Regions from separate parts of the Homo sapiens genome. Here region 1 is linked to region 2. The links are chromatin contacts, found by Hi-C in ENCODE. All regions are on one chromosome and are shown on one strand. Each heading gives the region's core, a stretch centred on a gene start or an enhancer-like site at or near the end of the contact. The rest is flanking DNA. Distances are from core to core; before and after follow the strand shown. Region 1 overlaps GRM8 (glutamate metabotropic receptor 8). Region 2 overlaps GRM8 (glutamate metabotropic receptor 8).

The links. Hi-C counts contacts between places; a loop is a spot of excess contacts on that map. Pooled maps may share reads with other maps.
Region 1: a loop to region 2 is called in a map with no recorded cell type, with 2.2 times the contacts of the local background. The contact joins two enhancer-like sites. A Hi-C loop is called at or near these places in 4 of 37 single-sample maps with no recorded cell type and 2 of 50 pooled maps.

What each region holds. Positions count from the first base shown.
Region 1 is chr7:126,656,592-126,659,314 of GRCh38, forward strand. All of the region lies in intron 7 of GRM8 (glutamate metabotropic receptor 8), which reads right to left. Among named protein-coding and RNA genes, the nearest start is that of MIR592, 400 kb to the right of the region's middle. RefSeq lists enhancers at 1,011-1,080, 1,391-1,440, 1,621-1,670. Within about 2 kb of position 1,265, at least 2 of the 41 ENCODE cell types and tissues checked have a DNase peak (open chromatin) inside an H3K27ac peak, as active enhancers do.
Region 2 is chr7:126,573,546-126,576,315 of GRCh38, forward strand. All of the region lies in intron 8 of GRM8 (glutamate metabotropic receptor 8), which reads right to left. Among named protein-coding and RNA genes, the nearest start is that of MIR592, 480 kb to the right of the region's middle. RefSeq lists an enhancer at 601-1,800. Within about 2 kb of position 1,351, at least 2 of the 41 ENCODE cell types and tissues checked have a DNase peak (open chromatin) inside an H3K27ac peak, as active enhancers do.

The DNA of each region.
Region 1 (2,723 bases), core at 15-2,514, 83 kb after region 2:
TGGGAGGCGGAAGCTGCAGTGAGCCGAGATTGTGCCACTGCACTCTAGCCTAGATGACAAAGCAAGACTCTGTCTCAAAAATAAAAAAATAAAAAAACAAAAGACCTACCAAACAGAACCACAGCCACTAAAAGAAGATCAGAGTTAACAGTTGGACAGAGAGGGGTTATTTCTGCATGTTGGAGATGCTTGTGTTCACAGAGTAGCTGTGTTTATCATTAATAATAATAATAATAAAAAGTTATGCCTCTCATCAGTAAGCATAGCCTTTAAAAGCTAGGCATATTCAGGGAAACAAATTCATCCACTTCTGACATCGGTTGCAGGGTCTTACCTCTGGCAACAGATTAATGCATTAGCAAGGAACCCAAATGAAAAGTGCTTATGTAGACAGCACAATGGCTGTGATTTAGTAATGTTCGTACAGCAATTTATATTTACTGAGTGCTACAATGGTTTCTATTATTTATTCTTCAAGAGAAATCCATGAGGTACTGTCTTCATTTTTTTAGGTGAGGAAAATAAGGCATAGGGAAATTAATATGGAATCACAGAGATCAAGTCAGGTTGTGCCTGTACACACAAAAATAACCTTTTAGAAAGGAAAAATGAGCTTAAGTTACGAGATCAAGTCAGGTTGTGCCTGTACACACAAAAATAACCTTTTAGAAAGGAAAAATGAGCTTAAGTTACTTGCTTGACATTAAATATTACATTGGTGCAAAAGTAATTGTGGTTTTTAATTGTGGTGAAAACCGCAAATACTCTTGTACCAACCTAATAGAGCAGTGGACACTGACATATTTTCTTAGCAGTAAAAACAACCCCCCCCCAAAAAAGTCACATACAATTCCAATTTACAAACAAGATAACAATTACACAGCATTAGTAAACCAAATATAAATTTCTAACGTTTACTAATTATTAGGGCAATCAATGCTTTAGGAACATAAACTTTGAAATCAGAGGGCATGTATAATAGTTCCAAGCTTCTATCACTCTCAGCTTCTGTGAATTTCAGAACTTCTGAACTCCAGAGTCTGCAGGCTTTAGGAAGAAAGTGTTTGCCTAAACATAACAGGTCAAAAGTATAAATTCAGTAAAACTACTTTGTTTGCATAAACCTAATGACATAGTGTGTATGCTGGGAATGTACTTGAACCTTTGAATTCAGTTGTTTAATTAGTGAGCTATTGTGGTGGGGGTGGAGTGAGTGGGGAAACCCACAGAGGAGGAGCCTCCGCTGAGTGATTTAAAGCGTGCAGGAAAGAAGGCCTGTGGCCTGTGTATGCATAGGGGGAGCTCCTCCCTAATCCTCATTATAGATTTGTGTTCTCTAAAGCCGGAAACGACAAACTAAAATTAAGTAAAGAGATGCTAACGGTTATATTAATTTTTAAAGAAGAAACAACAGCCTGCAGCTGATGATGTGTTGGCTGGAATGGCCTGAGCCGCTGGGAAAGAATTTAATGGAACTAGAGCTTTTAAAAGTCATATGAGTTCAAAAGGGGAAACAGGAAAAATAAATAAAGAGAAGTAGGCAGAAAGAACAGGTGAGATTCAGCTGAGTGAAGTTGATGGCATAACATATGCTGAGGCCACACATTTCCAACAACAGTCCATCAGCCATGAGCTGAGTTATGGCTCCCAGAGTCATGGAAAGCAGTTCTGAACAGAAGCTAAATGTTGGTGAACTCAAATTCCAAAAAGAATAAAGTCATGCTTCTCCAGAGACCAAAGAGAAGATAAAGAAAATGGCCTGGCCTTATACTTGAGGGAGAAAGCAAAATGATTTACAAAGAACAGAACTAGTGATTGGAACCAATGAGTAGGACTGGATGAGCAGAGAATAGGATCTAAAACTGGCAGTCTTGGAAGGAGCCTAAGAGAGCATCGAATCCAAGAAGTTTGGGGATGATAAATGTGAGGCACATGTATCACCTGTTATCTATGTCCACAGTCCACTCAATACTGCAACCTGGTCCAAGATGAATCCTGTGGCATTGGGTTTATCTGTTAACAGTTTATAAGAAGACCACATTCTAGATCAACTGGAGCAAAATACTTCAACTTTTTACACCAGGGAACCAGGGATGATGTATGTGCTCTAAGGAACTGGAATGGAGGAATATACTTTATGTAAAGAAGGAAGACCAGAAATCCCAATATTAGATTGGAAAAAAAATCCTCTTCGTCTTCTGCCGGGCCCGCCCAGCAGACCCTGGCCAAATGACAGATGAAAAAACGTACACAGACACAGGTGTTTTGCCTGGCCGCGCGGCTAGGGGACCGAGCCACTCACAGACATCAAGGAGGATGCCGTAAAGAGTCACAGAGGCCGCAGCCTTGACAAGCGGCCGCTACAGTCATTTATTCAGTACAGATATAAAGACAAAGGCCTTGAGGCAACACACTTGTAGGTAATTAATATGGTTGCGCCCCGCCCCCCGCCCCGCCCCCAGGTTCAGAGGCCTAAGTAAACTAACTTACCTTGATCAATTCTCTTACACTTCCTTGTTATCTACTCTTAGAGAATTCAGCTGCCTTCAGCCCAATCCTTTCCCAAAGCTTCTGCAAAACCTCCCAGCCTTCCAGGAATGTTTCCATCTTTCTATAATTTTTCCCACCACCCTGACCGATCTCCTACAATCTCCAAAATTGTGAAATAGAAAATCAAGCTATTACAAGTGGCAGGGGGAACCTACCTGTGGTGGCATTTCTGT
Region 2 (2,770 bases), core at 101-2,600:
AAGTAAACAAATTCTTACCTTTATTTCATTTTATTTATTTTTTAATTTTTTTTTTTTGAGACAGAGTCTCACTCTATCACTGAGACTAGAATTCAGTGGCATTATCTCGGCTCATTGCAACGTCCGCCTCCCGGGTTCAAGTGATTCTCCTTCCTCAGCCTCTCAAGTAGCTTGGACTACAGGGAGTGTGCCACCATGCCTGGCTAATTTTTGAATTTTTAGTAGAGACAGGGTTTCACCATGTTGCTCAGGCTGGTCTCAAACTCCTGAGAGTCAGGTGATCCATCCACCTTGGCTTCCCAAAGTGCTGGGATTACAGGCATGAGCCACCATGCCCATCCTCAAATTCCAACCTTTCTTATCACATTCTCAGAAAATAACCTAATAGATGAAGAAGTTGAGGTATAATACTTGTAGTTATTAACAAAAATACTGCAAACAATTCAAAAAGGTTGCCTCTCTAAGGAGGTCCAAAGGTCTGGAGAAGTGAAATCAGATATTCTTGCTTTTGACTTAAAGCAATCTTCTAAAATAAAAACTTCAAAAGAAATTAAGAAGTAAAACTTAAAACACCATTTTAAATGACACTGTTACCATCACCCACCTACCCTGGAGAAGAAATGCACATTTCTGGCTTCAGCCAATGAGGCTTGTTCAATGTTCCAACACTGAACCATAGCTATTGGTTTAATAAATATACCATTACATCAAAACCATTACTATAGTTACTGGCAGAACATTGAACTCCTCATCAATGTGGGAGATAAGCAACTCCACTGATTTTGGCTGGAATATAATACAGCTCTTAGATAACCTTAGAGAGTTCCAGCATGACTGACTGCAGGCTTGGCAAGCAGTCCAGTAAGTCTGTAAACAGAGACTAAAGGGATATTAAAAAAGAATGTGATGAATTTGGAAAACCATGTATTCATCATAACACATTCCAATGCTGGATGTGTCATCTCTAAGGAGTTAGGGATTTTCCCACCTATTATACGGTCAGTGATGAAGCTACATCTTCAGGACTGAGGTTTGAAATCTTACTACCTGAATCTTCAGATGTGTTTTCCAACTCTCTCTTCACTTTGCTTTTTTTCTACAGAGTTAAGTCTTTGAGTGCTTTGTGATCTGAAATCCCCCAAGGCAACTAACATTCCACTTCTTTTTCATTTTCTTTTTAATTAGACACTCACAGAATACACTGTACTATTTTTTTTAGAAACAGGCTCCTTTTAATTTTTTTTAGACTGTTTTGCAGACTGGCCCCAAGACTACATCTACTATCTGATACCATTGATCGACCTGACTGTTAAGGTGTGGACTCAGCACTTCCTGTGAAGAGGTTCCCTGATGAATACTGACTCTATTAGGCAAGGGTAGTATAACATGACTCACAGTCTTCTGTCAGCCCTATTGAATTCCAAGCTCTGTCTCAGAACTGGCTCGAATTCTCTGGTGATTCCTTTTCCCTCAGTTAACTTTGAGCAACCATATACTATAAGGGTAGACAACAGATCCTCTAGGGCAGGGGTTCCCAGCCCCCAGGCCATAGACTGGTACCGGTTTGTGGCCTGTTAGGAACTGGGCTGCGTAGCAGGAGGTGAGCAGCACAAGCATTACTGCCTGAGTTCTGCCTCCTGTCAGATCGGCACAGGCATCAGATTCTCATAGGAGTGTGAGCCCTATTGTGAACTGAGCATGCAAGGGATCTAGGATGCATACTTGTTATGAGAATCTAATGCCTGATGATATGTCACTGTCTCCCATCACCCCCAGATGGAACTCTGTAGTTGCAGGAAAATAAGCTCAGGGCTCCCACTGATTCTACATTATGGTGAGTTGTATAATTATTTCATTATATATTACAATGTATTATAATAATAATAGAAATAAAGCACATAATAAATGTAATGCACTTAAATCATCCTGAAACCATCCCTCTCACCCCAAGTCCATGGAAAAACTGTCTTCTATGAAACCAGTCCCTGGTCCCAAAAATGTTGGGGACCGCTGCTATAGGGAATAAAATAAAATCTGCTACTTGACTCATGAGTTGTATCTTTGAACTTAAGGTAAGAAAAAAAATTTAACCAAACCAACATAATTGAATAATCAGATGTCAATGTGGAACTCAGAAACATTATCCTTGTTTACATACACACTGTTTTTTGAAATTGTAAGCCTGTGATACTCTCGCATTTGTGAGATGCCAACCCCTAAAAAAAAATTGTATTTCCTAAGGCAGTATAATGAGTTTTGCTTTCTTTCTTATATTTGTGTCTCTCTTATTTTGAGAACTTAACTTCCAAGTGCAATTTTTGGTCTTGAACCCAAATATATTTCTCTCATCACCCAATTATTAGCTCTCATCCACTCTTCTCCCAGAATGGTTACTAACAAGAAACATGATGGAGGCTGATGGAGGCAACCACTGTGTAATGCAAACAGCTTTAGTATTGGTCAAATGCTATAGCTGGAGAGTCATGAGTAAGCCCTTTCTAGTCTCTGAGCTTTGGTTTCCTCATCTGTAAATATGTTTAACATCTGCAAAGTCAATGCCCCATGTAGACAGGGCCCAGCATTATGTAATATTTAAAAACTAAATTCTCACCAACATTTTGAGAAGTGATTAAAATATTTCTTGATGTCACTCACAAATGGCAAAAGAAGACTCAATTCACAGCACAGAGCAAACAAAAAGTCATTTTCCCCAACTTTTTGTATTGTTCTGTTTTGGTTTTTTGTTTTGTTTTTTGAGGCAGGGTCTCAC